Linked DNA regions of Homo sapiens: region 2 is linked to region 1. The links are chromatin contacts, found by Hi-C or POLR2A ChIA-PET in ENCODE. All regions are on one chromosome and are shown on one strand. Each heading gives the region's core, a stretch centred on a gene start or an enhancer-like site at or near the end of the contact. The rest is flanking DNA. Distances are from core to core; before and after follow the strand shown. Region 1 holds the start of RASSF5 (Ras association domain family member 5). Region 2 overlaps MIR29B2CHG (MIR29B2 and MIR29C host gene).

Region 1 (5,486 bases), core at 1,770-4,269:
CTGGGGAAGAAGGAATACTCTGCTGTTCATGTGGGGTGTGTGTGTGTGTGTGTGTGTGTGTGTGTGTGCATGGGAGCAAGAAAGAAGTCTATGTGTGTGTCGTGGGTTGGTGGGGAAATGCTATTTCAAGGAAGAAGGGGACTGGGCTGGGAAAACTGGCATCAGAGGAGACATGCCCCAGCCAGGGAGCCTCACATTGAGGTTAAGAAGGGCAACTGCCCGCCCCAACTCTAATTTCTTGGCTCAAGGAGATGAACTTTAAGATAAACTTTATGATAAATTTTTTGATTGGTTACATGGAGTTATATGATTAATATCTCCATTTTCATCTCTTTTCCCACCCCAGAAGCCAAATATAGGGCTCTGGCCCTGCACAATCTCCTCCCACATTCATGCTAAGAGCAGCCACTGCCACTCCACCAAATCAGAGCTGCAGGAGGAAAACAAAAACTAGAGCATTTTTCTGTACAGCCCAGACAACTGGGGAAGAGTTTTATGCCTGATGGTTTCAGATAGCCCTCAGTTTCCCGTGGCCAGAGATGACGCTCCTCCTCATGAGTCTCTCTATCCAGGAAATCTGGGCTGGGCTGCCCAAACCATGCTTTGAGGCTGCAGGGAAGGACAGAGATGGAGACTGTTAGCAATTATTTCACAAATGGCTTTTCAAAGCCGATCTTCCAGGGATGCACTTGTTGTCAGATCCCTGCTGCTTCTTGCCCCACCAGGCTGTCACTCAGAGCTCAAGCTGTTTCCATGCCCAGGACCTCACCCACCCACTGCACTCCAGGAAGGGGATGAGTCTCAAGTGTGTGGAGATGGGTAACAGAGTGTGGACACAGCAAATATTTATATGGAATACAGATTTCTGCAACAACCCCAAGAGAACTGCTTGCAGAAAAAGTGGGAGATTAAAATAAGAGACCACAAGGGCAAATTGTATTTTCCCTTTTACACCTTCAGCAGAAAGTATTCAGGAATAGCCCTCATTGGGCTTTTATCTGTCAGGTCCACTGAAGTACACTTGTCCTGGGGAGAAGGAACAGAGAAGCCCATTCTCAGAATCACCACCTCAGACCTAGAGCAATGGTTTTCCAAGTTGGGTCCCTGGATCAATAGCATCAACACCTGGGAACTTGCTCAAAATGAGCCATCTCAAACCCCAGCCCCAGACCTATAGATTCTGAAACTTTGGGGATGAAGCCCAATAATCTTAACAAGCCCTCCAGATGACTGTGATGCATACCAAGGTTTGAAAACCACTGATGTAGCAAAAGCAAGGTTAGGAGAGGGAAGAGGAAAGGTAGAGGAGGGGTGGGGCAGAGGCGGTGGCCTGTGGCTTACACCCCTCATCGGAGCTCCTCTGTTTGGTAGCACTGTGGGGTTGACTGTCCCATGGGTCATTCCTCAGAAACCACCTCATAGGGTGAGCTCCCGCCTCTGGTGAGCCCCCAGAGCCCCAGGAACCTCTCTTCTGCTACAGATTTGGGAGGCAGAGGACTATGATTACCGTGAGGGAGAAGCCATGGAGCAAAGCTGGCTGGGAATTCCCTGGCCACTGGACTCTGGAAATCTTAGGAATTACCTAAAAATTACCTCCAAGGGAAAAACAAAAAGCAAAAGTGAAGATTCCCCTACGAAGCACTAGGGGGAGACCCATCTCTGGCCTGGGAAGAGAAGGGAGAGACCAGGTCCAGAAGAATTTAGACTATTCTTCTAAAAAATGACCACCGCTAGACGGACCAAACCGAACCTGTGTTTTAAGAGGAAAGCTGTGATCACTGAGTCATAATGACGGAGCTGGAGAGTGCCACGTTAACAACCACCTGTCTCCCCACCTCCAGCCCAATGTACAGTTAACAATACTGGGGCTAGAGAGGGCCAGGGCCCAGGCCCAGGTTCAGAGATCCAGGAGTCCTCCTTATCCATAAGATGGGCCTGTTTCCATGGGCAAAGGTGCCTGTCAGGAACAACTACATAATTTGTGGGAACCAGTGCAAAAAGAAAACGCCTGGCCCTTTGTTCAAAAAGTAAGACTTTCAAGATGGTGACCGCAGAGCGTTAAACCAGACAAGGGTCCATGAAGGCTTGAAGCAAGCCTTCACGGGGGAAAGTGCCGGGAGAAAGGAGATCTCTCTTTGGGTCCCATGAGTGAACCATCCATACCAGGTTCCACTTAGGGCATTTAGGGGAACTGGTATCTCCACAGTAATTACTAGAGCAGCTCTGGGGAACGGAGGGTTGGCTAAGGAAGAAAAGCTCCCCCAACCCTTGGGGCGAGGGAGCGTTCTCTCAATGGAGCCCCCCCAACTCCCCTCCACCCCCCACCAGTCTTCCAGGAAAGAGGAATACCCTACCCGGCAGGGCTGCGAAGGAAGGGGAAATCCAACCAGAGCGAAAGTCGCACGCGGACAGCTCTGCCAGCCCTTGGAGGCATCCGGCGGTCACCCACGGGACAAAGCGCGGCTGCGGGAGCGCGCGCGGGGCATTCCGGACCCGCGTCGAGCTCCGCTCTAGAGGGGGCGGCGGGCGGCGACAAGCCGGAGAGAGGAAGGGCCAAGGAGCACGGCCCTCCTGTCGGCACCATCAGCGGGAGAGTGGCGAGCGGACGCCTAGACGGAGGGGCCCTACTCAGACCCCATCGAGCCAGTTCCCAAGCTTTTCCCTCCGACCTGCTCCCTCCCGGGGCGCGTGAGGGTGCGGGTCGGGGGTGAACCTGGTGTTGGGGAAAGTGATTGGCAAGGGAAAGAGGCAGGGCTGAAGGCCTAGGGCCCCCCGCAGAAATGCGCCCTCTGAGCTGTACTGTACAGAGGCGCTCCTCTGCGGAATCCTGCAGCTGCTCCAGGTGAAGACGCCCCCAAATCCACACTCGCGCAGACGTCGCCTGGCACGGACCCTACCCCCTTCGGTCCGTCGGCGGTTCTCTTGGGTCGTCCTTCCTGCCACTCCGACTCTCCCCGCCCCCGCCCCGCCCAGCAGGCTGCGGTTCCTTTAAAGGCGCGCTGGTGTGGGGCGGCCCCTTCTCTCGGGGCTGGCTCGGGAGTAGCGCAGTCGCCAAAGCCGCCGCTGCCAAAGCTGCCGCCACTAGCCGGGCATGGCCATGGCGTCCCCGGCCATCGGGCAGCGCCCGTACCCGCTACTATTGGACCCCGAGCCGCCGCGCTATCTACAGAGCCTGAGCGGCCCCGAGCTACCGCCGCCGCCCCCCGACCGGTCCTCGCGCCTCTGTGTCCCGGCGCCCCTCTCCACTGCGCCCGGGGCGCGCGAGGGGCGCAGCGCCCGGAGGGCTGCCCGGGGGAACCTGGAGCCCCCGCCCCGGGCCTCCCGACCCGCTCGCCCGCTCCGGCCTGGTCTGCAGCAGAGACTGCGGCGGCGGCCTGGAGCGCCCCGACCCCGCGACGTGCGGAGCATCTTCGAGCAGCCGCAGGATCCCAGAGTCCCGGCGGAGCGAGGCGAGGGGCACTGCTTCGCCGAGTTGGTGCTGCCGGGCGGCCCCGGCTGGTGTGACCTGTGCGGACGAGAGGTGCTGCGGCAGGCGCTGCGCTGCACTAGTAAGTGTGAAGGCAGGGGAGGGGCGTGCGGGGAGACCGCAGTCTGGGGGCGAAGGACTGGGAGGGCCCTGGGGCAGGGAGAGAGGGGCCATTACACTCTTTGGCTCCAGGGGAGCCCCGAACATAAGGAGATAACAACCCCTGGGGACAGTCCGCTCCTTAGTTCCCTGCCCGGTATCCTTTAGTGCCTGCCCACTACCTAGGTATGGTTATGCGGTAGTTAACAGATACCTGTCTCCTGACAGGTGCGTGCCTTGGCCCTCCACACACACACACACACACACACACACACACACTCGCACACAGGTTGTGGGGGGTGGGTGGGTGATGGCCTCGGCGGCCTCTGTCATCTCCCTGTGCACCCTCATGGTTTTGTTGTGAGTTCTTGGGAGTGGGTTGTGAGACTGCTGTTGAGATGACCGTTTGACCCTTGCTTATTAGGGTTACTGACAAAACGCTTGTTTGTCCGCCCATGGTACAGGCTCAGACCTCTCCTCCAGGGGGACGTATTGGGACAGGGAGGAGACCTTGTTAGATTTTGGATAAAGGCAGGCTGTGAGGCTGAAGAGAGCCTGAAGTCACCCTGAACCCGTGCCCCCTCCTGCCTTTCACCTCTGGCCCCTCAAACCTTTGGACTCTGCTCCAATGTTTGGCTGTGCCCTGCCTCCTCCCCTTCCTCCTCCTGGGTTCCTGCCCTAGTCGTCATGCTCTAACATTACTCAGCTCCTGACAGGGTCCCTTCCTCTCCACAGCCCTCAGGCCCCTCCAGTCACCTCCTGAGCCAGGCGCTTCTCAAAGCCAGAAAACACTGGGCCCCCAGTGTATAGATTTTCTGAGCCAATCTTCAGTCTCCTTGGGGGTTTATTATTTTTCTCCTCCTACAGTTAGGGGTGTGTATGCCTTTAATAGGTGTCCACCCTCCACCCCCACCCCGGCATTTGCTCTTGCGTGTTTATCAGAGGATATCCACAGCCATGTGTTCATGTGTTTACATGGATATTTCAAATATCTGAAGCCCAAAGCACAGACAATGGCACAGCCTCTAACAAGCATCTCTGGAAATGGATTGTGGTTTGCATCTTTCAGCAAAGGCCCTTCCCCTATGGCAGCAGCCTCACGTCTCCCATCCAACTGCAGCGTTGGACAGCAGCAGTGATTTCCACATCAGGAAAACCCTACCCTTTTTCTGCCTGCAGTCTGCAGCGGAGGCTGTTCAATGTGCTGCCCGCTGCAGCTGGCTGCAGGGAAATAGAACTCAGACACTAAGCCTGGGTCAAGTGGAAGGGAAAGATTGGAAGGGCAAGTGGGTGCTGCTCTTTCCTCCACCAGAACCCCCAGTTCAGGTGCTAATTAAGAAGGAAGGAGTAAAGGTTTGTAGAGGTACATGTTGTGGGTAGAGGGGCTGCTGTCCCTTGGTAAATGCCTTTGACTACAGTAGAATCAAATGCAACTTATCCTTGGATGTGTTGGCAGCTTTTGCACTTTCAAGATTCCCTTACTGCATCCAACAACCCTACACACAGGGAGAGAGGCAGGAGCCTCACTGAAATGGGTTTTATCATAGCTGGAATCCCAGGAAATCTGCTTCGTTGGCATTCTAGTTTGTAGTTAGACTTTGGGGGACTGTATCACTTGTTGAAGATTTTGCACATAGTTTTGTGATTTTCTTTTTTTTTTTTGGTTTGGTGATAATGGTGCGTTTGTGTGTATTTGCGTGTGCCTGTGTGTGATACTCCATGACTAAATGAATTGATCCTTACGTCACATCAGAATTGTCGATCTCCTTTGATTAAGTCATACGTCGTTTCTAGTGGCAGGAAGATCTAGGCCCCCGGGCAGTACCTCTGACTTTGTGTGTGACTTGGTGAGGTCTTTTTACTTTCCTGGGCGCTCATGGTCCCCCACAGAGTTGGTTTAATGCTAACGATGTCTGAACAC
Region 2 (5,486 bases), core at 810-3,309, 1.3 Mb after region 1:
TGGTTAAAAATAGTTTGGAGACTGCAAAGACAGCTTCTACTTCATTCTATAAATGATGCTTTGTCTTTAAAGCCTAGCATGGTACCTAAAAAATAACATGGGAGGAAAATGGGAAGGTGAGGGAATCCTTCTTTCTGAAATCCATAGGCAAACCCACTGAACAAACAGACACTGGTCCCCAGTTACCTAACCCTGCTTGCTTGTGCTGCGCTACCACAGTGTGTGCAAATCCAGAACGTGGGAAGGTTCTGCCAAGGCAGTGCTGGGTGCTGAGTCACAGCTACTTACGTGACTGATGTGTGTTCCAGCCAGATGGGGGGAGCCGGAAGCCAAGCCCAGATGGCCATCTTCTTTCCTCTGGGAATGCTGATTTCAGGGCTCCTGGCAGCAAGGAAGAGCTCATCTTGGTGAGAGAGGGGCCTGGGGAAGGCTCTTTTGTAAAAGGGGAATGTCTTGCCCTCAAGAGACAGTCCCAGGCCATTGCATGTATAAACTGAAAGGGCAGTCCAGCTTCCTGTCATTCTAGGCAGCAGCCTGGGCATTCTGTCTTTAGCTGTCAGGGTGGGGGCTGTGAATCAGAGGGAAGGGTGATAAAAGGAATGGTATACACATGAGGGGCCAAGGGTGGAGCAGAGGGAGCATGGAGTTACCGGCTGGCCCAAAGTCCCCAGAAACCTCCATCAGGCTCTTCCTTTCTGGCAGGGTGGCCTTCAAAGGAGGACTCAGAACCCAGGGACCACTGCATTTCCCAGGCCCTGAGCCCCAGTGTGGGAATCACATCCTCCAAACCCACAGTGCCCCTCAAATTCCTATTCAGGTAAGAAGGCAAAAAGTAACAGCCTTCCAAGCCTACGTGGACCCAGCATCGGTTTTTCTGGTTTCCCCTGCGTCAGAGGTATGGAGGTCTATGTTCCTAGGCAGCTGCACTCCTAAAAGTTCAGTTTTCCATCCCTCCCTTAACACTACTGACATAAACCCCAGACTCAGTCCAGGCACGGGGGCCCTGGGTCGGGACTGCTGGCTGGATGGGAGGATGCACCAAGGTTACCCTGCCCCTGGGATGAGCTGGGGGGACAGCAGGAGACAGTGGAGGGCAAAGGGAAGGAGGAGGAGTGGAATGAAGACTGGAGCTCGCGTGTCTCCATGTTCCCCCAGTAGAAGGGCTCAGCTCTGGCACAGAAGGATGGGCATGTCCCTGAACTGCTTTCAAGAAAGCTAGTGCTTTCTGCAAGAGGAAAAATGAGCATACCAATGGTCTATTACACAAACACAATGCCCACCACAGAGTTCATGGGTCCAAACCAATGCAGATCCAAAGGCAAACCACCAATGCTGCTCCCTGGTCATTCCTAAATCATCTGCTTGACTCAGTGAAGATGGAGTCAAAAGTGAAACCACAGTCTCAGGTGAAACCTAACTCTGGAGGTAGGGAGGGAGACGCCCCAAAGCCCAGCTCCCCCACCTCCCCCAGGCAGAGCTGGTGACCACTTCCTTCAGCCACTGGGAAGTAACTAACAGATGCAGTATCCTACCAGGCACCACACTCACAAGACGGCATGGCTGCTCTCGCTGGGAGAAGCACGTTCCTGTTCCCAAGAGCTCCTCCAGAGACATGCCCCAGCCTCTTGCAGCACAGCCTCTGCTCCTCCCTGGAGGGAGAGCACAGCATCTCAAAGGAGAGAGCATTTCAACAAGTCAAACACTCTCCCCAGAGCAGAGCACAGCCCAAGGGGGGCACCAGGAAGCCCAGGGTGCTTCCTGAACTAATCTCTGAGTGGCAGTTCTCCCCAGTACCTGGGCACACACCTGGTCCACACACATGGACTGGGCACACCCTGTGGCGTGATGTAGTTCCACTTCCCTAATAGAATGGAGGGAGGCTGGGCCAGACAGAGGGTAGATTTGAATCCAAAGCCAACTGCAAGCCCACTTTCTCTCCTTCCTCTTTGGCTGGCCCAGCTGGTAGCTGCACCTATGGTGCTATTCCAGCCTCATTCTGCTATCAGGACCTCTGTCTGCCAGACTCAAGAACAGTGAGTAGCAGGAGGAGGAAGGAGGAGAAAGGAGGGAGGAGAGAGGAGGAAGGAGGGTAAGAGGGAGGGAGGGACTCGGGAGAAGAGGTGGAGGAGGAAGTTTCACAGTCTAGTGCATTCCCATCAGATCAGAGAGAGGGGAACATGTGCAACTTCCCTTTTCAAGCGTTTCTCTGCCCCCCATTTTGTTTTGGTTCCTTCCCCTCTGGCCTGGGGATGGCGCGGCTAGTGGGCTATGCAGGGGCAGGCGCCCAGGTACCCAGCCAACTGGGCTCTCGCCCGGCTCCATCTCAGGCCTGGCACGCTCCCTCAGGCCGTTACCCAACATGCCCTTCTCCTTGTCAGGGAGGCCGCGCCCTCTTGTTTTCAAAGTTTTATAACAGTATTGTTTGTTGTCCAGCAGATTAAATTCTTTGGAGGCTGGGGAGTGGGGGGAGGGTGAGTGAGAGAGAGGAGGGAAAAGAGAGGAGAGAAAATACAAATAACTTCTATTAGGCCCAAAATATTAAATGAGTTCGCTTAACACAAAGTTCACCTGTCTTGAGAGAGGCTAGTGGCCAGGAGCCTGCGTTCCCTTCTCTGTCTGTGCCTGACCTCTCTGACCCCCTTCTCACCTAGCAAGGGATGTACGGTCTCAAACTTCCAATACCACTCCTCGGGTCAAGCTGAAAAGCAGTACCAGCTAATAAGGCTGGAAGATGCATGTGTGAGCACCACCCTCCAGGCAGGACACATGACATAGCGTTGGGCAGGTCCCTGCAAGAACACCCTTGACTCTCGTCTCAGGCGTCTGGCCGAAACAGTCCAGGGCTATTGGGGGAAGGGCATCTGTAGGCAGCTGCTGGAGCCCTTGTCTCAGAGATGGCTTGTCCCTGCCGTGAACCAGTGGTTTGTTTACACTTGAAATCAAAGTCACATATTCATTGATGCCAATGACACTGGAAGAACTGTACCCCAAGGAAATAACACAACTGCATAAATAAATATTCACGTAGACCTAAGGAATAAGAGTGGGAAATAGTAATGAAAAGAGACAAAAAGTCATTATAAAATAAGCATGATCTTACGGACAGGGCCCATTTCAGCATCCTCAGCCTTTCAGGCCTGTTGATGCTAAATCTGTAGGTGGTGATGACACACAAAAAATATGATTTTCCATATTTAATACAACTCTCATTTAGCCATTAACTGATTTATTTCAGACTGTGGGTTACCGCTAAATAGTAGGCCTATTTGAACACATCCCTTTGCCTTTAGTATAGCAGGCAATGTCTGTGGCTCCCAGAGTTGTGGGCCTGCCCTGGGATGTTCCTCTCCCACCTCCTACCTTCTTCCCAGCAAACCATGTCTGGCCTTGCGTCCTCTACACGGCCCTCCTCCCTCCCCACCATAGGATTAGAGCAGCTCAGCACTCTTTCCTGGAAAAGATGAGGGACAACATGCCTTTCTCTTTTTTTATATGCAAATAACACCAGTTCCTATAAGATCAGTGCCAGAAGTTCTCTCTGCAAAGGGAAACAAGGTCAAAGTTCCAGATTCGATGACCACATTGGTGTACCCTGCCCATGCATCCCCTCAATTGCATCCAGCTTGGGCCTGTCTTGAAGACAGATGGGAAAGATGGAGAGAAATGCCTGCTCTAGATCCTGGCACCCAAACCTCATGCTGTTCCAGGGACTGTCTCAAAGTGCCACAGACTTGGGACTGGGAGGATCCTGTGGAGGACACCGAGTCTCCTACCTCAAATAAAGAGGCTTCATCTTTCCTCAGGAACCCTCAGCAGAGGTGATGCACAGTTCTCCCAGAAGTCTAGCCCAAATCACTCTCCTTGCTGCAAGTTCTGCCCACTCTCTTTTCCATCCTTCAAGTGGACAGAATGAACTGGATCCAACATGACAAATCTTCACACATGAAGCTACAGAAGGCTTTATCCACTAAAACAATTCCGCTGTGGATTCCCCATCACAGGGTTTCAGTATGAGCCAAGGATGCATTCAGGAAATACCAAAGGACAGACATTTAGAGACACATATGCATGCTGCCCCTGTCCAACCTCAACTGTCCTAAAGGAATACCCCCAGAAAAAGCCTAAACCATCATGGCTAAATCCGCTGTAAATAAAGATAAACCATTATTTCCTCCTTCATACAAGTTCTGGGTCTATTTAAACAAAGGTCACTCAAGAGGGCTAACTGGCCAAGAAGTCCTGCTGTCCAATACTCTGCCTTACCAGCCCTTATAAAGAGTGGGGGATTATGCTCTGCCTTTAAGGAAAACTGACACCCACGAGTTCTCTTACCCACCTTTCTCTCTGTGGGTAAGCCCTACTTTTTCAAGTCAATCATGAAGCAGACACTCAGAACTAAAGCCAGTGTTTCTAGTCCCTTACTTTACATTGTACATTAGCCAAGGCTTCCAGCAGGCGCTGTACATTAGCCAGCAAACAGGTAGCATACACACAACATGCATGCTGGGCAAGGCTCAGGGCATCTCTTACAAATGTGTTGGAAAAATTTCAAAAACCCTACACTGGGCCTCATCTCTAAGTGAGCTGCACTCAGCAGAAGCATGCCTGTGTGCATAGGCATGAGGTGCCATACAGATGTGTCACAGTGGTTTGATGCATCACATATTCCAGAAGCTTCCAAATACAGGAAACCTCTCCAAGAACACATGGTGAGTGGCTGGCTTCCCAGCCAAAAAGTGCAAGCCAGTTCTCACAAGAGCTCCAAGAAGTCTGAAGAATCAGAGAGTTGGAGAACCTGGACATGCTGAGGTTCCGTTTCCCATTCAACACATAGAAAAGGCATCTCTAGGCCCTCTAAGGCCTTCAGAAATTAAGGAAACTGCCAAAGACTCCACTCCCCTACTCCTGTCCCTGCCCCACTAGTCAGAACCCAGAGAAATAACAGCTGAAGTCAGAGGACCTAGATGGGAGACCCACGAGAAGCGGCTACAAGCAGTCAGATCTTGGCAGGATTGACTCTCAGGTTCAGTTTTACCAACGACAAGGATAAGACCACCTACCCTCTCAGGGTTGTGTGAGGACCAAATGAGCCAGCAAGTATGAAAAGAACTATGTGAGCTGATACGATGGTTATTACTCCATTCCTCTCCTGCCTGAGTCCTAGCCCAGATCGCTGTTTGCTATTCCATACTGGCAGTGGGGTGGCACTCAGCTATTATTAATCCCAGGTAAACATCCCACAAAGCGGCAAGCAGATAGTGTCTTGGAGAAAGGTAGCTATTTTAAAACTCTACATTCTGCTTAGCAGATTGCACAATGTGCCCCCTCAGCCCCAGGGGCTCCTACCCACACAGCCTTGCAGAAGTGGTGTACGTCTGGGACTAACGCTGCCATGGAGAAGCTAGGCCAGAGTCCCAGCCACTCCTAGCCCCCATCTGGCTGGGCCTGGGACCTTCGGCTTTCCTGCATGTGTTTTATTTTGCTAT

What was found. Hi-C counts contacts between places; a loop is a spot of excess contacts on that map. ChIA-PET counts read pairs that join two places held with the same protein, here RNA polymerase II (POLR2A). Pooled maps may share reads with other maps.
Region 2: a map of ascending aorta shows a loop between it and region 1 (3-fold over the local background). The contact joins the enhancer-like site here to the promoter of RASSF5 in region 1. A Hi-C loop is called at or near these places in 1 of 168 maps with a recorded cell type or tissue (ascending aorta) and 3 of 50 pooled maps. POLR2A ChIA-PET finds 5 or more read pairs at or near these places in 1 of 52 experiments (K562).

Annotation. Positions count from the first base shown.
Region 1 is chr1:206,504,512-206,509,997 of GRCh38, forward strand. It overlaps RASSF5 (Ras association domain family member 5), which reads left to right and starts at 3,020. Exons shown (of 6, transcript NM_182663.4): 1 at 3,020-3,548. The coding sequence starts at 3,092. It overlaps LOC124904493 (a long non-coding RNA gene), which reads right to left and starts at 2,896. Exons shown (of 2, transcript XR_007066830.1): 1 at 2,355-2,896; 2 at 1-609. RefSeq lists an enhancer at 1-38 and silencers at 2,636-2,685, 2,936-3,295, 3,336-3,425.
Region 2 is chr1:207,805,717-207,811,202 of GRCh38, forward strand. MIR29B2CHG (MIR29B2 and MIR29C host gene) reads right to left here. Exons shown (of 6, transcript NR_135299.1): 5 at 289-381. Among named protein-coding and RNA genes, the nearest start is that of MIR29B2, 5.9 kb to the left of the region's middle. RefSeq lists an enhancer at 1-1,150. Within about 2 kb of position 2,060, at least 25 of the 41 ENCODE cell types and tissues checked have a DNase peak (open chromatin) inside an H3K27ac peak, as active enhancers do; they include ascending aorta, where a contact is called at or near this core.